2 separate regions of the Homo sapiens genome follow, and region 2 is linked to region 1. A link is a loop called in an ENCODE intact Hi-C map of the cell type or tissue named here. Cell type or tissue: endothelial cell of umbilical vein. All regions are shown on one strand. Links, peaks and the distances in the headings refer to the core of each region. The heading gives the core; the rest is flanking DNA. Region 1 has its middle 350 kb from the start of GTSCR1. Region 2 overlaps LOC105372188 (a long non-coding RNA gene).

Evidence for each region. Hi-C counts contacts between places; a loop is a spot of excess contacts. Peaks named below come from ENCODE experiments on the same cell type or tissue, not always from the same donor. Only the 100,000 strongest peaks of a DNase experiment are listed, where the experiment ranks them.
Region 2: it touches region 1 in a loop (6-fold over the local background); 2 of 110 quality-filtered maps call a loop at or near these places.

What each region holds. Positions count from the first base shown.
Region 1 is chr18:70,991,980-71,003,983 of GRCh38, reverse strand. No RefSeq gene overlaps it. Among named protein-coding and RNA genes, the nearest start is that of GTSCR1, 350 kb to the right of the region's middle. In endothelial cell of umbilical vein, for the core only: a CTCF peak has its summit at 5,310; DNase peaks (open chromatin) are centred at 2,193, 5,303 and 7,473; H3K27ac peaks cover 3,921 bases.
Region 2 is chr18:71,205,021-71,217,024 of GRCh38, reverse strand. It overlaps LOC105372188 (a long non-coding RNA gene), which reads right to left. Exons shown (of 4, transcript XR_935610.4): 4 at 8,659-12,004. It overlaps LOC105372187 (a long non-coding RNA gene), which reads left to right. Exons shown (of 4, transcript NR_188047.1): 4 at 124-1,399. Among named protein-coding and RNA genes, the nearest start is that of LINC01541, 370 kb to the left of the region's middle. In endothelial cell of umbilical vein, for the core only: no CTCF peak of the experiment used is centred there; a DNase peak (open chromatin) is centred at 6,814; H3K27ac peaks cover 1,295 bases.

The DNA.
Region 1 (12,004 bases), core at 1,449-9,448:
TGGCACACAACTACATCCTCTCTTAAGGTACAGTAATGTTTCCTGTTGACTTTAAGAAAACAGGGACATAGTTCTCCATCCGTGGTGCACAACCATAGCATTACAATTCCTATTAAAACAGATAAAGCAGCATTTTGGGTCCATCAGGAGTCATGGCCAGAACAGTGCAGGGAGCTGAGTTCCTCCTTTCTAGAGAGGAACGGTGTGAGTCTTTCGGGGTTGGGCTGCAGAATCCTGGCTTAGCCATCTTCAGTGGTGAGGGAAAGAAGGATGGGTGTACCATCATCCAGTGTAACTATTTGAGCTGGACTATGACTTTTTCATGGAGACTCCCACTGCATTTCTTCCGAAGAAACACATCATTGTGTTCTTAATTTTAACGTAGTGGCTCAGGTATGAGCTGCCCTGTTACAGTTTTGATTCAGGGAAGGCAAGCCCCAAAGTAAGGCTTGGTCTACAAGCGTTCTTGGACTTGCCCAGGAGGGAATTCAAGAGCAAACCAGAGGTAGAAGAAAACAGCTTTATTAAAGAGGCAGTGTTACAACTCTGTGACTGTTCCTACAGAGCAGGGCTACCCCATGGGCAGAGAGTAGCAGCTCAGGGCAGTTTTGCAGTCATAATTATACCCACTTTTAATTGCATGCAGGTTAAGGGGTGGTTTATGCAGAAATTTCTAGGGAAGGGGTCGTAGCTTTTGGTTCATTGGGTCATCACTAAGGAATGGGGTAGTAACTCCCAGGTGTTGCCATGGCAATGATAAATTGACATGGCACACTGCTAGGTGTGTCTGATTGGAAAGCTGCTTCTGCCCTGGCCCTGTTTTAGGTACTCCTCAATCTGGTCTGGTGTCTTGAGTCCCACCTCTGGAGTCAAGTCCTGCCTCCTACCTCAGTTTCAGTGACTTTGGGTGAGTGACACCATGTTATAACCCCTTCTCACTGATGATACAATTTGTTTAAAAAAATTTTATAATTTTTCTTGTGACACAGGGCAACAAAAAATCATAAAAGCTTTTAAAACAAATGTTGGTATTATACCACTCTCCATGTTTTCTTTCAGTCACCTGTGGACATAAATCTTTATGTATACATTTACACCAGAAATACTCGTAAGAACTTTGTATACACAGATCAACTTTTAATCTATTTAGTACTATCCAATAGAACTTTGTATGATGATGAAAATATTCTATAATAATATGACTGACAGGGTATTTTATGAGTATTTTTCAAATATGTAAATATTTAGAAATACAATTTAGAAGCATTAAATATTATTCTGCAATTAAAACGTGGCTGGTGAGGCTCAAAATTGAAATGTTTATTTGATTTAACATAAATTAAAATTAAAATAGCCAATGTGGCTATTGGCTACTGCATCAGACAACACGGGTTTATAAAATGATAAGCACAAAGATTATTTAAATATATGTTTAAAATCTCATTTTTGTCAGTAATGTAAAATGTCTTCCTGACCAAGTCCAATAGCTCCCATTGAGGGGCTATCTTTTCATGACAGCAACTTTACTAAGAGTCATTACATGAAAGATTCTTTGCTAGATGTTGGGGTCTGCTTTCTTTGCCTCTCTCCCTTCCCACGGAGCACCTGGTAGAAGGGTGAAAAGAATGAACAAAATGCAGAACAGAAAAAAAGGAAAGGAATAAGCAAAGAGCAGTCATGAATGGTAATTATATCTGGAAAACCATTAGCCTCAGAATAATTGTAAATTGGCTAAGTTATAATGTAAGACTCCCAAAAGTGCCTAATAAGCAAAGTTACTTTAGCCATTTTGAAGCAATTTATTGTACTAGGGGAAATCTATTTCTCAGATGCTATAAAGGATAGAGAGTTAGATGACAATAGATTTTGTTTTGTTCTTTTCCTGCACTTTAACTTTTGTTCACATAACATCTCAGCTATAGGTATTTGAAATCTTTTTTCTGTTCTCCAATAAATGCTGATGGAGACAGATATGTCAATAATATCTATATTTTACCATTTTGAAAAGCAATTTTCTTCTCTGTGGCAGCACATGCTGACCATTTTAAAATCATGACTCTACATTTGAAATTTATGTTTACTTTGTTCTTTGCAGAATTCAAGATGGGATCTCTGCTCTTAGCATCAAGACCCTTTTTGATGAATGCAAATGGTGGCTGACAGAATGTGACTCAGAGGAAAGACTGACAGTCTACATCAGTCTCCTGATTTACAGCACATTTAACTCTCCTGAGTCAACACAAAGAAAAAGAAACAGGATATTAGTAACGGTAACTTGCCATTTTCTATTTGGATAAACATAGCATGAGGGTAGTTTTATATCTGCATCCTACTTTGATTATCACGTATTCCCAAACTCCTATTGGTAGGGAAGGTAAGAATTTTTAATACATCCAAAGGATTTTTTAAGCCTTAGTTGATGAGGAACAGATTGTAAGAGAGTAAGACCAGCTTCAAAAAACACCACTACGGCTTGTCCAGACTTTATCCTAAATCACTCAATTTGATAACAGTAGTCTAAAATATGTCATCTAGACTGCATGAGGATTATTGACACTCCGTATGTAAGACGCTAAAGAGCTTTCTCCCTCTGTATGTAGCAAAAAATTTTATTGGTTAAAAATCCAGAATAAACCACATTTACTTATCTTTTACCTTCTGTACTTCTCATATTTGTAATGGGTGGTAGTAACAGAATAAAAACCTTAGGAAAAAACTCTGTATGAGGCTGCCTGGAATCACCTGTGAAATCAGTCTTTCCATACACCAGTCATCCTATTTAGTTGCAACTACACCTGCATTTTGTGGTTGCCTTAAAAATATTTTTTAAAGAGAAAATACTGTCATTTTCTGCTGATGTAAAATGTGAATAACTTTTAAAAGAGTTAGCATCTTTTCAAGGTGTGCATGTGTAGAAATAATATTTATAGGAACTGAAACTTTATGATTCTAATTAGATTTAATGTAATATTCAATGGTAAGTTAAGGTAATGAAAACTGGTACTTTAAAAAGTGTTTTTACCTTTCTAAAACACAATAAATTGAAACATAGCTTCCCCATTGCTATGGACTTAATTATGTCTTCCACCCAAAATTTATATGTTGACGTCTGACCCTCCAAAATGACAATATTTGCAGATAGGGCTTTTAGGAGGTAATTAAGGTTAAATGAGGTTCATAAGGGTGAGGTCTTAATCTGACGGCTGGTGGACTTATAAGAAGAGAAAGATCTCAATCTCTCTCTGTCTCTTTCCATCCTCCCTCCCTCTCCCTCTCTCCTTCCCTCCCCATCTTTCTCTCCTTCCTTCCCTCCCCATCTCTCCCTCCCTCCCTCCCTCCCTCTCTGTTCTCATACACAGAGAAGAAAAGCCATGTGAATCCATAGGGAGAAGGCAGCTGTCTGCATACCAGGAGGAGAGCTCCCACCCGAACCCAACCATAGTGCCACCCTGATCTTGTACTTCCAGCCTCTCAGCTGTGAGAAAATAAATGTCTGTTGTTTAAGACACCCAGTTCATGGTATTTTGTTACAGCAGCCCAAGCAAAGTAAGACACCCCATCCTCTCCTATAGAGCAGTAACATCACCAAGGTTGGGCTCTTGCTAGGGGTTTCCAAGATCCCCTCCTGAGACCTGGCCTGTCTAATCACATACTACTTTGTTATGCTTTCTTTGGTTTCGAGACAGATAATTAAATAAGGCTTCAAACATAAAGCTGGCTATGCAGCTTGATTGTAACACAGCCACTAGAAATGAGGCGCCAATTCCCCATTTAAAGTATAAAGGTGGATTCCAGCAATGCATGTTTAAAGGAGAAGTATGTTACTTGCGTCTGGGAAACCCAGCCTATGAAAGCCTGGCCACTCCTGTTAAGTCAGAACAATGTCTAGCTGGTCCAAAAGAGAGGGCTTTTTGGCCATCCTTTCATGGTAGCCTGAGGAATTTGGATAAATGGTGAGTCTCTACTGGGCCCAGCCAGCAAGAGGGCTCTTCCTCCCATGGCCAAGAAAAGGCCACTGGACCCATCCACACCCCCTGTTCACACTCAGCTTGTGCCACCTAGGCTGAAAAGAAACGTGGCTGTTGCCTGCCTTTGAGGGCTCATTGTATTTCCTGGAGCTACGGGAGATGTGTAGTCAGGTTCAAGCTTGCTTTTATTTTGCCAACTCCTTGTGAACCTACATAATCTGCATGTGACTTTTACTCATTTAAAATAGAGTCTGGTCTTGATATGTTTCCTATGATTAGCAAATGAATCTCTAATTTATTTGATAGATGTTAATATATGTTGGTATAGGTTAGTTATTGCCCAAAAGCTTATAAGCACCACCATTGTCACTGCCCTGCTCAAAACCTAACCCTGCCCTGTCACCTACACAGACACCTGAGGGCCTCTCTGCCAGGGCCCTTTCCCCAAGGCTGCTTCCCAAAACAGAGAGAGGACATGATACCTTCCTTCCCAGTCCCTTGAGGAATTCACTGCAATGGTAGGCAAGGGCTCTAGTCTCCTGGGGAGCACGTTCAGGCTATGCAGGGACATCCAGCACCTTCTCGTGGCTAACAATTCACAGTGGCAGAAGACCAAGGCAGAACACTAGGTAGCATTTCCAGAACTAGGGGTCAGAAAGTCACATTTTTAGAAACATTTCAGGATTTAAAACATCCACTCCAGTTTCTTAACATTCCAATCCTATTTCCTTCCATAGGATTCAGGCTACTTTAAGCCTGAAATAAATCCTCTCACCTTGGAGGAGGTCGGCAGCCATTTGTTACTCAGCCAGCCTCAGAGCACCTGGGATGCCTGAGCCCTGAGGTAACTGAATTTCTTCAGTTACTTGACTCTCAATTATTTTTCTTAACTCATTAAGGAAGTATGCCTTATAAGAGAAATTATATTTAGAAAATCACGATGGATATTTTTGGAGGTTTTGTGTGTGTGTGTGTGTGTGTGTGTTCATGTGTTACATGTTATGTGTTTATGTAGGAGTGGATCTCAGATTTGCTTGGACCCTGGACTTGTTGAGTAATACTTTTTGAAATTAGAATTCCCCCAATTGAATCTTGCAACATAAATATGTTGAGATTATTTTGTTTCCATTACTTGTGCTTGGTGTGTGGGCAGCCATGCAGTCAGACATAGGAAAGCAGGCGGTCGGTTTACCAAAAGAAATGTATACACCTCTGCTGAAAGTGCAAAGAACAGATTTTCAAAACTGAGGGAATCCTCACTCCACATGAGCGAAATCTGCAGTAACTATGCCTCCCTGTGCAAGACTCTAAGAAGCCACATTCAATTACGCCTCCTTCTGGGATCCCTTGCTTATTACACCTATCCTCAATTATCTCATTAGTCCATTGCTACAGTCGAATGGTTTATTTACCAAAACCATCCTATACTAAATTTCTAAGATCAGCTATATTAAACAAACAAACAAACAAAATCAGGTTCAGACAAGTTACTGTATCAACCAGTATTGAATGTTTTGTAAAATAAAGCAACATATTCCTATTCCTCTTAAGACTAAAAAAAAAAAAAAGTCAGATTTCCTAAGCACACATGAATATGAGTGGATGAAGTCATGTATAGTTACATAGCATATAGCACTGAATGCAAATGGAGATGGGATTATGCTTCTAGACCCAAAGATTAATAAAATACATTAAACTTAAAGGCAGGATTATTAATAGAAATGGATTCTATAAATATCTATCTCTGGTATTAAAAACTGAACAAGTCAAATGTACGTAACACCAATCCTCTATTGAGTACAAGAATTAGTGCTCAATTGAGTATAATAATCAGTCAATCTGTGAGTGAAACCCAGCACACCATATTATCATTGTATTTGAATTAGAGTGGGTATATTTATCGATAATGTTTGTATATCTAGAAAACTCAGAACATTTATCTGGTGAGAATATAAATTAAGTGCCTTATTTTACCAAATTGCACTTAAAAATTGAGCAGCACCATCACTTACTTGGAAGAAAATATAAACAATTTTTTTACTTCAATGTTCAATAACATAAAATGCTAAACAGCAAATCTTAATTATTGAATTCATTTTTTAATCTAAGAAATTCCCTTTGCTAGTGCCCATGTAACATTATTTATTAGTACAGTTAATATTGTAAATCTTATCATCAATCTTCATGTTGAAGAGATAAGATTACAGGCATATGAAAATATCTGTTTCATGGCCTAAAGGCTGTGGATATAGAGTAATTACTGACACTCAATCCCCTAATCAGAATCCTTTCCCCCACCCTGCCTGGGATGTAGGTGACCACATGGGTATAGCTTCTTGTCTCTCTTCACTCCCACCTTTTTACACATCACCTTAACACAGAGACTCCCAGATCAGCATCCTCTTTCTCCTAGGATCTGGACAGATATTTCTCATGTCTACCACAAGGCAATGTTTCCAAATTATCAATCCCAAACCTTTCCATGCCAAATTCACTAACTCCTAGCTCCAAAGTAGTATTCAAATGTTTTTCAATATAGAAGATCTGAAAACCAAACCAGATAGATCAATTTGTCAGCAACGTCCTCAGTTCCCTGCTCTTTATTCATCCACATCCAAATTCTAAAATCTCCTTTCAATTCTTTCCTCCTATCCCTGAGTACTCCAGACCAACCTCGAACTTTTATCTGCTCATTAATAAACCTTCCTACTTGTAACCAATGGTCTTTTATTGAATAGTGGAGGATTTTCAAGGTTTTTTTTTGCTACTATCTTTCCATTTTTAAATGCTCCATGCCAAAAGCTCAAAACTTTTTAGCATAACATTTAAGAAATTCTACCATCCAGCATTATGCAGTGGCTTTAATCTTATCTCCTCTTCCTACCTACCGCATTCCTTCTCTTCATCTCCAATAAACCTGACACCTATTCATTGCAAATATTGGCCTCTGCGTTGGTCTTTGTCTTAGAAGTGCCTGTCATCATCTCAATGGAGCCTGTTCACTAGGCTCTGATACACATCATTCTATGTGAGCACATAGTACAAAAGAGTTGGCAGCCATCACATTCTGATTTAGGTTACAGTAGCCCAGATGTGTAGCTGATTCTTTAACTGGATGAAGAGATCTAAAAATCTCATTTTAGTTCTGTCCCGCAATCCCGAATGAATAAGTTAATGCAAAGTAGATGCTTTGGAAGTGTATTAGTCTGTTCTCATGCTGCTGATAAAGATATCCTTGAGACCGGGCAATTTATAAAGGAAAGAGATTTAATTGACTCACATTTCAGCATGGGTGGGGGGCCTCAAAAACTTACAATCATGGCAGAAGGGGAAGCAAACACATCCTTCTTCACATGGCACCAGGAGAGAGGGAAGAATGAGAACTGAGCTAAGGGGAAGCCCCTTATAAAAACATCAGATCTAATGAAAATTTACTCACTATCACCAGAATACCATGGGGAAAACCACCCCCGGGATTCAATTTCCTCTTCCTGTGTCCCTCTCACAACACATGGGGATTATGGGAACTACAATTCAAGATAAGATTTAAGTGGGAACACAGCCAAACCACAAATTCCGTCCCTGGCGCCCGTCCAAAATCTCATGTCTTCACATTTCAAAACACAATCATGCCCTTCCAACAGTTCCCCAAAGTCTTAACTCATTTCAGGATCAACTCAAAAGTCCATGTCCAAAGTCTCATCTGAGACAAAGCACCCTTTCACCTATGAGCCTGTAAAATCAAAAGCAAGTTAGTAACTTCCTAGATACAATAGATACAATAGGGATACAGGCATTCCAAATGGGAGAAATTGGCCAAAACAAAGGAGCTAAAGGCTCCGTGCAAGTCCGAAATCTAATAGGGCAGTCATTAAACCTTAAAGTTCCAAAATGATCTCCTGTGACTCCATATTTCACATCCATGGTGTGCTGATGCAAGAGGTGGGCTCCCATGGCCTTGGGCAGCTCTACTCCTGTGACTTTGCAGGGTACAGCCTCCCTCCTGGCTACTTTCACTAGCGGGCATTGAGTGTCTGAGGCTTCTCCAGGCATGTGAAGAAAAGCAAGCTGTCAGTGGATCTACCATTCTAGGGTCTGGAGAACACTGGCCCTCTTCTCACAGCTCCACTAGGCAGTGCCCTAGTGGGGACTTTTTGGGGGAGCTCCAACCTCACATTTCCCTTCTGCACTGCGCTAGCAGAGGTTCTCCATAAGGGCCCTGCCGCTGCAGCAAACTTCTTCCTGGACATCCAGGCATTTCTATACATCCTCTGAAATCTAGGTGGAGGTTCCCAAAACTCAGTTCTTGACTTCTGTGCACCTGCACACTCAACACCACATGGAAGCTGCCAAGGCTTGGGGCTTGCATTCTCTAAGCTGTACCTTGGCTCTATTTAGTCATGGCTGTAGTGGCTGGGGCGCAGGGCACCGAGTTCCTAGACTCCACACAGCATGGGGACCCTGGGCCAAGTCCACAAAACCATTTTTCCTTCCCAGGCCTCCATGCCTGTGATGGGAGAGGCTGTCGTGAAGACCTCTGACATGCCTTGGAGATATTTTCTCCATTGTTTTAGGGATTAACATTTGGCTCCTCCTTATGCAAATTTTTGCAGCCAGCTTGAATTTCTCCTCAGAAAATAGGATTTTCTTTTCCATCGCATTGTAAGGCTGCAACTTTTTCAAACTTTCATGCACTGTCACCTCTTGAATGCTTTGCTGCTTAGAAATTTCTGCCAGATACCCTAAATCATCTCTCTGAAGTTCAAAGTGCCACAGATCTCTAGGGCAGGCTGGGGCAAGAAGCCGCCAATCTCTTTGCTAAAGCTTAGCAAGAATGACTCTTACTCCAGTTCCCAACAAGTTTTTCCTCTTCATCTGAGACCATTTCAGCCACGACTTCATTGTCCATATCATTATCAACATTTTGGTCAAAGCCATTCAACAAGTCTCTAGGTAGTTCCAAACTTTCCCGCATCTTCCTGTCTTCTGGACCTTCCAAGTCTTTAGGATGTTCCAAACTTTTCCACATTATTTTCCTTCTTCTGAGCCTTCCAAACTGTTCCAACCTCTACCTGTTACCCACTTCCAAAGTTGCTTCCACATTTTCAGGTATCCTTATAGCAGCACCCCACTCTCTGCAGTACCAATTTACTGTATTAGTCCATTCTCATGCTGCTATAAAGAATTGCTCAAGACTGGGTAATTTATATAGAAAAGAGGTTAAATTGGCTCACAGTTCCCGTTTTCTGAGGAGGCCTCAGGAAACTTACAATCTTGGCAGAAAGGGAAGCAAACACGTCCTTGTTCAAATAGTGGCAGGAGAGAGAAGAGTGCCAAGCAAAGGGGGAAGCCCCTTAGAAAACCATCAGATCTCATGAGAACTTACTATCATGAGAATAGCATGGGGGAAATGGCCCCCATGATTCAATTACCTCCCACAGGGTCCTTCCCACCACATATGGGGATTATGGAAATTACAATTCAAGATTAGGTTTGGGTGAGAACGCAGCCAAATCATATCAGTAAGCATTTGTTAAAGTGATTAACAAGTCATTTGATTTAATTGAATATCAAGCAATTCAAGTTCTAAATAAGAGGGACAAAAATATGTACCTACAACTAATGACTACTTTCTGGAATTCTGTGTGAATAATTTTGGCTTTGTTTCACATCTCATAGCACTGACCTCATCGATGTCTTTTAGGTTAGATATTTAGAGAGTTTGTTCGTGGATACAGGTTGCTATGGCAACACAATCCTGCTAATATCTAATGCTCTTAAAACTTTATAAATTTCCTGAATGTAAGAACCCTGGAATAAGCATAACCTTTACACTTCAGGTATAGCTACATATTTTGAAAGTTAGGTCTAAAGGGAAGAATGAAGATAAATTTTCATATCAGAAGTGTATGCTTTTTTATAATATTCAAATTTCACTGTAAGAAGTTTAGGGTCCATAATCTTAAATATGCTTTATTTTATGTATCATAGGAATAAGTTTTGAGTCTACTGACTATATGTGCATGCTTTTAAAGTACATCTGGTAAGCTCAGCTGAAAATTTTTCATTGGAAAGATATTATGCAATGCTGCATCATTATCATAAATAAATGAGGTTATCTGAAGTTTATATATAAGCCCATTGTGTTGTATCACAGCAAAATTAAATACTTAAAAATAAGTTTCTATTAATATCATCTACAGTTCCAGAACTGTGTTTACAAATAGCTAATTACTGAATCACAATAATTTCTGAAATTTTTCACACATATGAACTTCATTTGAGATAAGCAATTGTTAAATTAAAAAAACTCTCTATTTTAAGAAATCTAATACTTTAAATTTCAAAGGGTTTTAATTAATATATTTAGATCTAATTTTTCACATTTAAAATAAAGTTCTTCATTTTCCAAAATAATTCATATTTAGCTTTCTTTAAATAAAACAGTTTCATAGTTAACTGATTCATATGGCCCATGTCCAAATTAGTATGTGAGGTAAAGAGAATAATGATAAATATTGCTTCCATTTCCAAAGACAGATGATAAACTAAGAAAAATTTAATTAACATTTGAATAATTTATATCTCTGCAACTTTCTTTCTCTAAGTTAGTGTAATTTACCCAAAATATAAGTCTCATGAATGCTTGCACTGAAGACTATTATTATTATAATTTCTCAGGTGCATACAATATTTTATTGCTGTATAATATCAAAGCCTCCAGATAACAAGATTAAGAATAACCAAGTGCTTATGAGAGGATGTGGATATAAATATTCACAAGCATAGTAACATTTGGATAATTTTCTTAAATTTTAGAGTCTTGCTTAACAGAAAACTCAATATATTTTGAAAAATAAAGCATTTTTTCTTTAGCTGTATCTCACATATAAAATTATATAAATTCAAAGCATACAAAATTTTCTTTGTACTCATTCAATCCAATGAAAAAGTAGAAGTCATATATTGCTTTCTGTGTCCCATTACACTATCTGTGGCTCTGTTTTTAAATTCAGAGAAAGTAGCAATTAATTACATTAATCTATACTTGATTGCATCATTGCTTATTTTTTTTCTTAGCTAGTTTTTCTTAGCTAGTTGTTATAAACTAGTTCTTAGCTAGTTGCAATTCATAAAGAAAGGCAGGGAATTAGATAATACAAGTGAAAAAAAAATTTTGCACCAACCGTCACAAGCTGGTTTGTGATGGTCACTCAGTTGACCAAGTAGAATGCAAAGAAAAGTTAATTGTCCCATCTACATTAAAGTTACTCAGCTTCTCTCCTAAAGTCAAATCATTTCTTGTGAAAGTTACAGTATCTTCTTCCAAAATGTTTTGTTGTTACAAATTATACTATTTCCAAATAAATCTTCTCCCAGTTCTTCTTGAAAAAGATAAGAAAAAGAGTTTCATAATAACAGATGATTTAGATCTCTGAATGAGCACCTCCATGCATACCAAAGGCTTGAGGTTGACTCTTGCAATACTAAATTTGGATAAATCTCACTCTCCCCAAATCTGCTTTGCCCCCAGTAGGGATCATAAAAATAATGTCTAAACTTGCTTTCTATATCTATATTATCTATATCTACCTATACACATGTATTTTAAAATATATAAATATATGGTTTGAAATACACACAGACACCCACACATATGATCTGAAAATACATTTTATAAACATTGTCAAAGTTTCTCATTGGGGATAATTTAAGAAATATCAAACCATTATTATTAAGGTTTTTAAAATTATAAGACCAAGGTTTTAAAACAAGAGTGTTCAATCTTTTGGCTTCCCTGGGCCACATTGGAAGAAGAAGAATTGTCTTGGGCCACACACACAAAATACACTAATGATAGTTGATGAGCTTTAAAAAAAAACTCACCAAAAAAATCCCAGGTTTTAAGAAAGTTTACCAATTTGTGGTGGGCAGCATTCAAAGCCCTCCTGAGTTGTATGTGGTGTGTGGGCTGCAGGTTGGACAAGCTTGCTTTAAAAAATATGATAAAGGCTTTGTAAATACACACACATATT
Region 2 (12,004 bases), core at 2,406-10,405, 210 kb before region 1:
GTCTGGATCAAGGAATCCAGATGGAGGGTGGAACTTGGTTTTATGATTAAAACCAGGTAAAACGGTGGGCTGGATAGACAGCCTTTCAAAGACTGTTAATGATTCTAGTTCTTGTGTTTCTAGGCTTCAGAGTTCTACATCGTATCCTACTTACAGCCCTAAATACCTGTTAACTGCCACCCCCTGGACAGATTATTACAGTGACAACAGAAATATAAGTCACATAAGGAGCTGCTGAATGCACTCAAGACTCAACAATCTCCAAAGATACTGGAAGGCACGAATGGAAATCTGGACTCTGACAACTGTCCTTAGCATGTTATCTTTTACGCCAATGCTGGCCAAAGAGAAGGACTTAAAACGTTGTACTGATCCTTACAAGAACTTAGTTTCCACTGTTTCTTTCCACTACTTTTGCTAAATTCAAATTGACCAACCAATAGCTGCTTAACTAGGACCACACCTTGCTCTTCCTGCATCTTATCCCATGAGCAACACGATTTCAGTTTCCCCATAATTTCCAAGAACTTGCCAGTGAATAATTCTCGGAATAAAACTGAACTATGACTGTGAAACTGCCTTTGCAAAAATCATAACTGAGAAAAGAAGGTAAAAGAGATGTGTCCTAACTGCCTTCATCTTTCTTTTAACCTCCAAGCTGTCTTATTCATTGCTGGTGTAGGCTAAACTAATTTTGGAAGAAACTTAGTTTATGATTTAACTTTGAAACCAAGATAATAGCAGCCCTTTCCCTAAACAAACCCCCTTCCTGCCTACAGCCTAGACTGGCTTTGCAGGATTAACAAAATAGCCACAAAATTAGAAATTATGGCTTAGGAGTCATGCAGCTGGAGGGTACAAGAATCTGAACCTCTCCAAATTGCTCCTGAGGATAACATCACTATTGTAAAATCTAAGATCAGTGCTTCAGATATTTTGCAGACTCTGTGCTTAAAGGATCAGCTGGCACTACCCAGGTCTTGATAAACTGGCTCAGTTGGACTTGTGGCCTCTGCCTAGGAACTGATTCAGCATAAGAGGACAGCTTTGACTCCCTATTATTTTATCTCTGACCTGATCAATCAGCACTGCCAACTTTCTGACCCCCTATACACCAAATTATTCTTGAAAACCTCAGTCTCCAAGTTTTGGGAGAGACTGATTTGAGTAAAACTCTGGTCCCCTGTACAGTCAGCTTTGCATGAATTAAACTCTTTCTCTATTGCCATTCCCCTGTCTAGATAAATCAGCTCTGTCTAGGCAGTGGGCAAGATTAACCCACTGGGTTACATGTGGCCTTTCCCAATTCTATCTTATGAAATATTTATCTACTTGGTCCCCATAGTCATCTTGAAATGTGTTTCATGTTGCAATGTTTTAATAAAGGCTTTAGCTAATATCTTTTGATTAGTTTCTCGCCTTTCAAGTTCATTATGAGATAACTGTCTACTAAATATTCTAATGGCATTAATACACAAAGCATAAGATTGTTTTTCACTAACTCTCAACTAGTGAACAGTTCAAGAATTACACAGGACCAGTTATAAATCCTCCAAATTATGTATGTGCAACAAAGACAAAATATTCCAGGTAAGCACCAAGGATAAGAGAGGCCACACTGGTTGACAACTGTCATTCATACACTACCCAGATTCCCCCAACCAGAACTTAGAACCTTATTTCTCCACGTACGACAAAAATAAAGTTCTAAGTCCCCCACCAACTGACTGAACGGACCCCTTCTCTTGGCCAAGGTCATTTCAAAGAAAACTTGAAAAACTAGTCAGGCTATGATGGAAAAGGGGGTGGTCAGACATGCCTCATTATACTCTCCTCCCTTTGGAATTCAGACACAACTGATCAGCATTAGCATTAAAACAGAAATCTTAACATTGACAGAACAGGCTTTTTACAGCAATAAGACATCACAGTCCAACCTGACTCTGGTATACCATCACATGACAGATAGAAGTCCCTGAAATTAATCAAAGTATTTTACCCTGAAATATATTTCTTTGAACAAAATTTGAAATGGCACCTGCAAAGTTGTCTCTTGAGGAAAATCTTTCTTCTGTAGAAAATCCCCTTCCCCTTCCAGGTCTCTTCCCATTCCAGGAGAGATTTAACTAAAAGTCTGGCACCCTTTAGAGTCTGATAAAAGACCTTTACCATCTACCATCTATTCTTCTGAAGCCTGCTACCTGGAGGCTTCATCTACATAAGAACCTTGGCCTCTAAATCCCCTCTCCCTCCCACTTAACTACAAACATTTCTTTCTGCTGACTTCAGCTCTTCAGGAAGAGCTTAACCCCTTCAACCAATTATCAGGAAATTTTTGAATCCACCTGTAACCTGGATGTCTCCCCAACCCTCTCCCCTCACCTGCCACCTTTCACTTTAAAAAGCCCTGCCTTTCCAGGCTGAATCAATGTATACCATACATTTATTGATTTATGTCTCTACCTATAACTTCTGCCCTCCTAAATGTAACCCAACCACCTTGAGTACATGTTCTCAAGACTTCCTGGGGCCGCGTCATGGGTTATGGTCCTCACATTTGGCTCAGAATAAATCTCTTCAAATATTTTACAGAGTTGCCTCCTATTTGTTGACACCCATTATCCTGGAGCATTGGATCTGACCTCTTACACATCGCCCCTTTTCTGGGAATTAATTGGGAAGCAGTCTCACCCAAGGTTATGATATCTCCTTGGGGTCATCATGCATCTAAAACCATGACAAATTATAAAGACTTCACACTCAGACCTGTATCTTCCAATCATTTATGACACTTATTTCTGATCTTGGCTACTATTTGTGAAATTTATAAAAATGTATGAAGGCTTTAATAGGCTTTTGGTGAGGGATTTAGTTCCAAATAGGTATTCTCTAGGTACGGATGGTCTTTCAGAAGATTTGAACATAGCTGCTTGTTTAATGCCACATCAACATCCTCCTCACTCAAATCAATATTGAATTAAGAAAAAGAAATTAATGAACGAATGAATAATTATAAACTATGATGGATTTTAAGCAATTCATCAAGTAATAAATGGAAACAGTGCCATCTTGTAAAAGAAAATGAGTGCACCTCATAAGTTACTGCCAACAGTCCCTGTGATTGTTAGATATCATGAAGACTTTATAATTTATAAACCTCTCTACTAATAATGTGAACAGCACTGTTGAACACAGAGAACCCCTCTCATCATGCAGTAGTGGAGTCACAGGGAAAATTTTAAAAAGCTAGGGCATCAGGGCTTGTCTCAGTGTTTAATGTTTACAGAAAAAAAAAAATTAACTGAAATCATGTTTTGAATTTACTAAGATAAATGACCCAATTTCTTTCCCCAAATCAAATTAGGCAAATTTACAACATCTGTCATGCATTCATGTTTTGCATATCACACTGTGAAAATAAAGAGACATTGTAAGGTGGTGGTATTGAATGGGATGAGCCAGCAATAAAAACAGGGGCTTAGAAAAATAAAGATGCATAAATTAAAAATGGTAAACAAAAATAACTCAGAAAAAAGGCAAAATAATATTTTTATGATGACAACTTGTTCTTAGTGTTTGAATACGTGAGGAGTAAAATTCAAGTTTATGAATATAAGGCATCTCGACGTGGATCAGAAAAATTAACATGAATTTCAAAGAACAAATACAGCAGGAAATGAAGGAATAAATGTTACCTTTTAAGGAGAATAAAGGACTAATAAGAGTAGCACAGGGCAAAATTTATATTTTCTATTGGTTTTAGGCAATAGAACTAGGGGCATTAAAATAAAAATAACACCTAAGGATTTAGTCTTGAGTGTGCGACTCACATTGATGTCAATGTGTAGCCTACTTTTTTCAGCATTAACTCGGCGAGAGTTATAAAAGCCTTAAGAATGACATGCAGGCAAAAGATTGTATCAATGATTACTTACAGTATGGAAGCCAGGTTGATGGCCAAGTCTCTTAATAAAAGTTCATTCTGAGAGGTGACAGCCTGCTGGCAGCCCTCCAGCCCTCGCTCGCTCTGGGCGCCTCCTCGGCCTTGGAGCCCACTCTGGCCACACTTGAGGAGCCCTTCAGCCCGCCGCTGCACCGTGGGAGCCCCTTTCTGGGGTGGCCAAGGCCGGAGCTGGCTCCCTCAGCTTGCGGGGAGGTGTGGAGGGAGAGGCGCGGGCGGGAACCAGGGCTGCGCGGCGCTTGCGGGCCAACGCGAGTTCTTCGTGGGCGTGGGCTCCGCGGGCCCGCACTCAGAGCTGCCGGCCGGCGGACAAGCCCCAGGAAGTGAGGGGCTTAGCACCTGGGCCAGCAGCTGCTGTACTGGATTTCTTGCAGGGCCTTAGCTGCCTCCCCTCGGGGCAGGACTTAGAACCTGCAGCCCGCCATTCCTGAGTCTTCCCGCGCGCCCCGCCCACCGCCCCCGCCCCCCGCCGCCCCGCCCCGCCCCCCGCCGCCCCGCCCCGCCCCCCGCCGCCCCGCCCCGCCGCCCCCGCCCCCCGCCGCCCCGCCCCGCCCCCCGCCGCCCCTCCCCTCTGCCACCATGGGCTCCTGCGCAGCCAGAGCCTCCCAGAGGAGCGCCGCTCCCTGCTCCACCACACCAAGTACCATTGACTGCCCAAGGGCTGAGTGCGGGCGCAGGGCGCAGGACTGCCAGGCAGCTCCCCCTGCAGCCCCGGTGCAGGATCTACTGCGTGAAGCCAGCTGGGCTCCTGAGTCTGGTGGGGAGTTGGAGAATCTTTGTGTCTAGCTGAAGGATTGTGAATACACCAATCGGCACTCTGTATCTAGCTCAAGGTTTGTAAATGCACCCATCAGCACTCTGTGTCTAGCTCAGGGTTTGTAAATACACCAATCCACACTCTGTATCTAGCTAATCTAGTGGGGAGGTGGAGAACTTTTGTGTCTAGCTCAGGGATTGTAAACACACCAATCAGCTGTCTGTCAAAACAGACCAATCAGCTCTCTGTAAAACAGACCAATGGGCTCTCTGTAAAATGGACCAATCAGCAGGATGTGGGTGGGGCCGGATAAGAGAATAAAAGCAGGCTGCCCCAACCAGCACTGGCAACCCTGGTCCCCTTCCACAGAGGGGAAGCTTTGTTCTTTAACTCTTTGCAGTAACTCTTATTGCTGCTCACTCTTTGGGTCCACACTGCCTTTATGAGCTGTAACACTCTCATAAAAGTCTGCAGCTTCCCTCCTGAAGCCAGCGAGACCATGAATGCACCGGGAGGAACGAACAACTCTGGATGCGCCCCCTTAAGAGCTGTAACACTCACCGCGAAGATCTGCAGCTTCACTCCTGAGCCAGCGAGACCACGAACCCACCAGAAGGAAGAAACTCCAAATACATCCGAATGTCAGAAGAAACAAACCCCGGATACGCCACCTTTAAGAACTATAACACTCACCGCGAGGGTCCACGGCTTCATTCTTGAAGTCAGTGAGACCAAGAACCCACCCAATTCCATACACAATTCTTTCTTCTTAAAGTTTCAACAAGACTCAATATTAAATTAATACCAAAGAGAGAAATAAAATTCATGTAGTTTAGATTACCAATTGCCCAAATCCCATTTACAGTGTGAAAGTCCACATAATCGTATTTCATTACATCATAATATGAGTATACAAGGCCAAATACTTTGACATGAGATGTCAAATTTAAAAATCCTATCAATCGCAAAGAATTAAATTTAAAAAGTTATTAATATTTTCTAATAAAAATGTAAAACTCTAACCTAAATGTGACTTACTAAACATGTCTCTATCACTTTGGAGGTATAATATTTCCAGATTACTTTTCAAGTTAAGGTAGAAATGGGAAAATTTCAAATTAGTGTGTTATTTAACTGCTTTATTGATATGATTAACATACAATAAAGCACATATTTCAGGTGCATTTTGATACATGTATGCAGACATCAATCCATAAGCACAATCAAGTTAAGAAGATTTAAATCACTACCAAAAGTTTCTTCCTAAACTCTTTATAATCTTTCTATCTTACCCCCCAGCATATCCCCTCTAACCATATTCCTAGGTTTCCATTGATCTGCAATACAAAAAATTAGCCAGGCGTGGTGGTGTGCACCTGTGATTCCAGTTACTCAGGAGGCTGAGGCAGGGGAATCACTTGAACCCGGGAGGCGGAGGTTGCAGTAAGTCGAGATCGCGCCACTGCACTCCAGCCTGGTGAAAGAGCAAGACTCCGTCAAAAAAAAAAAAAAAAAAAAAAAAAGGAATAAAGTTCAATATTCAGTCATTCAATTCAACCACCTTATAACTAATTCAGAAAGACAATTCAAACTGAAAAATAAATATAACGTTGTTAACTGAAACACCAGTGTCTAGGTCCTGCTGCTCGCTGGACAGAAAGCCAATTACTGAGATGACAAGTATTGCCAAGGAAGGCTTTAAAATCGGGTGCTGCAGCTGAGGAGACGGGAACTGAGTCTCAAATCCATCTCTCTGACTAAAACCAGGGGTTTATATAGCAATGAAGACATGTAACAATGTATAAGAAAAAAGGAACAAGGGAGGGGCATGGAAGCAATCATGATGGAGGGGTCCACATCTCATTGTCTGGTTGTGGTAATCTGATGAGTTTCAGTTATTTGATACATTTTTGAGAGGGCTGAAGGTCCTTTCCTGAGGAAGAAACTCACATAAAACAAATGTAGGCTTCAAGCTTTAAGATCAGAAAGATCAATTTCTATGTTTATCCAAAAGAACAGTCAATGGGATTTTTGGGTCTGTTTCAACTTAAGGGCTCATAAACAAAGTCTGAAGTGGAATTTCAGGTTACTGAGAGATGATTTTTTGGCTCAAATTGTATCACAACAGGCTATTTTCTTTCTATACTACTCCTCTGCTTTCCAGAGTTCACTCCATTCTCAGGCTGGAGTCTTGAATCATGCCACAAAAATGTATTAATAGTTGTTGTAGTTTCCTGGAGCTCGGGTTAGAGGAAATACGATTCCAACCATATGGAAAAAAAAAAATGGTTACAAGTGGATTTCCATAATAAATAAGGAGCATTATTACCAGGAGGTAAAGTCATTCTCCTATCAAATAATATCTCATAAGTATTTCATGATTGCAAGTCAACAGGTGAAATTTTAAGTTAGCAATTTTAGTAGAGTGATATAAATATATTATTAATAATCATGAAATTAATTACTAGGAGAGGGAAAAAAAAACTGAAATAACCGTAATAATTGTGGTCCCTAGTGATTAAGGTAAGGTGTGCATAGGACTGAGGAAGGAAGATGGCTGCCTTCTACCAGAAACCCTTCTTGATTTTTACTTTTATAAATTGCAGTTATTACCCTCATTAAATCTATAGTAGCAATACTGCACCATGTCCCCACTGTAGACATGCTGAATATGAACGTTATGTGTGGTGATAGGAAATGTACATTTTTGTTACAGTACCCCATAACCCTGCAAACCCAGGCTAGTACTGATTTAGAGACCAGCATTTTGCAGCCACTGACCCGGAGCACATTGTCAAACTTAGGGAGCTAACAAATGTTGTTGAATTTTTTAAGAAAATTGCTCAAAAATAGTGAAAAAGAGATTGTAGGCATCTATAACTTTAAAACAAAAAACTAAGGCAAAAAAGACCAATCATATAATTTTACTGTGAGATGGATAGTTTATTTTTACATTGAGCAAATCAGACAATAGAGTTGCAATACCTCTTCATCCTTCCACCCGCCCCCGCAAAAAAAAAAAAAAAAAAGGAAAAGTTTATAGGAATTCGAAGAGCTTTGCGAAGAAAGTATTGACTATAATCCAACAACGAAAAAAGCAGAAGTGATGTGGATAGTGCAAATATGTACTTGTGAAATTACAAATGCATTGAGACAGGAAACAAAATTGTTCAGATATTTACAAATGGCTTTTGAGTCCACAGAATATTGTTTATTTTCATAGGACAGGGAGACATATTACAAATCACTTTAATTCTTTAAAAAAAAGTGGATAAAATTTTATATTCAAATTATAAAATCAATTTATAACTATAAAGTCAATTAAAATGTAAAATGTGTAAATATCAAATAATACCCAGTGCCTTGTCATCTGAGAAGTGAGGACTGTATCTTTTCATCAGTAAACTGAGTTAAATTTTTATATTTTATGCTGGTAAACATTATATGACATCTAAATTTCATAATTTAACAAACACTGGTATATTACTAATTATGGAGTTAATCACTAGGAGAGTTAAAAATAAAGAAATGACAACATTTATAGCCTCCAGAGAATTAGACAAGGTATAAACAGGGCACCATAGCTCTTGATGTATAGTAGATACAAGATAAATATTGCGGCGGGGCGGGGTGGCTCAAGCCTGTAATCCCAGCATTTTGGGAGGCCAAGGTGGGTGGATCACGAGGTAAGGAGATCGAGACCATCCTGGCTAACACAGTGAAACCCCGTCTCTACTAAAAATACAAAAAAATTAGCCGGGCGTGGTGGTGGGCACCTGTAGTCCCAGCTACTCGGGAGGCTGAGGCATGAGAATGGTGTGAACCTGGGAGGCAGAGCTTGCAGTGAGCTGAGATTGCACCACTGCACTCCAGCCTGGGCAACAGAAGGAGACTCTGCCTCAAAAAAAAAAAAAAAAAAAGATATTGTTTGAATAAATGAGTGATAAGTGTGGTAAATTTTTAAAAACTACGTTAAATATTGATAATACCACCCTACTTTAATCCTACTTTGTTGAAATTATAAATTATAATTATGAAATTATAAATTACAATCCTGCCTTCATAAAACATTGATCTCACAATTGCTAAGCGTTTCAGGCAAAAATGTGAAATTCTCTTTCTAGAGTTAAATTAAATTTTTGTTTCTAAATTGAATTTTTGACTCCCACAGTCAGGGGATTAAATGTTGGAGTAAGTTGTCGGGGGAGGTGATAGATTCTCTGTCTAGAATAGTAAACTATTTCTTGGGTTAGGTGCCTATCCTGAGATGGGAAGATGGTCTCTCTGGCACTCTCTGATGTCCAATGTTGTATTTGTTTCCAGGCAGAGGGGCAAGTTAACTTTCCTACATCACTCAGCTGTTTTCCTGTTACTCTGTGGTTTGTCTGTCAAGTTGGTGTCTGATGATAAACACTCATTTTAATTAGGAAAAGATTACACATTACCACAAGAATAAATGGGACATTTTCCTTACCATCCTTACTTATTAAAATCTCCCTTTTCCACCAAAAAAAGTCCTCAGAACTTGCAATTATAAAGTTTTTGTTGACTAATAATTACTACTACTTGTTTCATATTTACACGCTAGCCAATTTCTTATGCAAAATGTTAAGTGCTTTTCATGATTAAACTCACTTAATGTCAACAAACCCCAAAGGTAGGTACTAATAGTGGCGGAACTGGGATCTGAACCCAGGCAATCTGCCTCCACACCTCATCTATATGCACTTTGCTTTAGATCACTGAATGAGACATGCTTTCACTAAAAGATGTTGTTTAAAATATGGTGATATAAAGTCAGTTTTCTGAAAGTTTTTAAGAGTAAAAAAAATTAGTATGGATGATTCCACTGATTTTTCAAACTTAATTAAAGTCCTAAGTCATGATTCTTTTTTAAAACCCACAGCAGTTATTATATTGCTAAACACAGTGGGATATTTTAGAAGTTTGGTAAATATTTGAATTTTGAATATAGTTGAATATTTTAATCACAGAGAAGTATTTTCTGGAAGAAACAAAAACATACCCATCCTTTTAAAATTGTTAACGTAACTATTTTACTATCTGTGAAACTAGTCTAAGTCAATTATTAACTGCAACCTGAACCATTACATTTATTTTTTTCAAACATGCTGTTTTGTGTGATAAGTATGTTTTCTACCATATTCTACTATATTGTGATTCATACAAGAATGAAATACATTTTTCTTCAGGTAATGTATTTCATGTAATCCTCTTTATGTGAGCTTAAGGAAGTTAACACTTCTTAATCTTAGTTTAAAAATTGGTAAAATGACAACACTAATTTAAAATAAGTAACAAAATATTTCTATAATTACTAAGATATCTGTTTAATTAGAAAATGGTTGTAAGGATTGGCATTAATATTACATGTAAGCATTTTCATGTTGACTGGCACTAGTAGATACTCTGATAAATATTATTCCTGTTCCATGCCATTCAGTACTGACATTTGAAAATTTTAAGAATGGTCTATGATACACCAATGGTTAGTCTATTGTTACAGCTCTAAGAACTGCTAGATATTATTTGGGTTGGTTTATCCAAATCTAACACTAGAGAAACCATGGTTTTATTTTACTTACTTTTAAAATTATTATTTTTATTGTTATTTTGTAGAGAAGTGTCTTTATGTTGTCCAGGCTGATCTTCAACTCCTGGGTTCAAGTGATCCTCCCTCCTCGGCCTCCTGAAGTACTGGGATTATAGGCATGAGTCACTGCATCTGGCTGACACCATAGGTTTAGCAGAATCTACTGGAGGCAAACCTTATAAATAGGCCAATTTCATTCAGAAATGCTGCCTTGTGTTCTACACAGCAGTGTCAGTCTCTAGAAAGGAAGGTATTTATCCTGGAATTTGTAAGTCCATGTGATTTTTAAAATCCTTGCATTAACTTATAAAACAAATCGACTCTATGAATAGATTTTTTCTCCCTTTTTTGGTTACCTGGAAATGTTATATTTGAGCTTATTCAATATTTAACTAGTAGCCTTTAACCTAAAGTTCCAGGTGGAAAAATAAATTATGAGTCAAAAGACTTAATTATATTTAATCTCTGCCAATAACTTAATATGCCAGTGTAAATAAGTTGCTTAATTTCCCTGGGCCTAAATTTCCTCACATACAACAGAAAAGATATTTATCAGTCTTCAAAATAACCTTCTCACCTTAAAAGTCTATTACTCTTTACAGAATAGAACTTTTGGCATAGGAAAATTTCAGGACACCTGCTGGCAACCCTATTGCCAATTAAAGGATAATGCCAAATAATTGTATGATAGGCAGAGTTAGGAATGTAGATAGGAAACAACATGCAATGGGATGGATGGATAGTTGGATGGATGGATGGATGGATGTATGGGTGGATGGATGGATAGATGGATGGATGGATGGATGGATGGAAAAATGGATGGATGGATAAATGGATGGATGGATGGATGGATGGATGGATGGATGGATGGATGGATAAATGGATGGATGGATGGATGGATGGATGGATGGATGGATGGATGGATGGATGGAGAAATAGGTTATAAATCTATAAAGAGAGACAGAAAAAGAGAAGTCAAAGATATAAAGACACTGTAAGTGTTGAGAAGATCACATTTTGCCATAGATAGTCTTGGTTTTCAATTCTTACTTTCAATGGGGACTTGGATTTATTATTTTATCTGCCTGAGTTTCAGTTTTCTATTTAATATAATGGAGAGGGTATCTCCCATGGCATTAGTCTGAAAAATTAGAGAAAATAAAGCAACTAGCATGGTTCTGGACAACATGTCTGTATTACTCTCAAATAAACCAAGCCTTCTGTATTCTTTAGCATTCTAATTTTTTTTCTTTTTCATCAAAATAAAAAGGAAAAACTGTAATGCAAGCAAATATTTAAAAGCTGGTTAATGCTAATTGCAATTCATTTTTCAGCAGACAATTAAATATTCCATGAACTACAGCAGCCAATGTTGAGCACTTGGAGCAGGGTTCTCCCCTGGACAGCAGCCACAGCTGGTATTCTGCAGTGAAAATTCCAATTCCAGTGCAATTCGATTACATCAATTATCCATGCAAGTGGCATAGAGTTTATAAAATGTATGTTTCAATGTAGTAGATTAGGCATGTGCACTATCATGGTGAGAATTAGCAGGATACTTCTTACTTAAATGTTGTGCTTTTGATTTTTTAATCAGGAAAACACTTGTCTTTAGCTTCATGCAGTAAATTTTCATCTAGGTTTCTACTTGTTAAGAATTTTCATGAGCTCT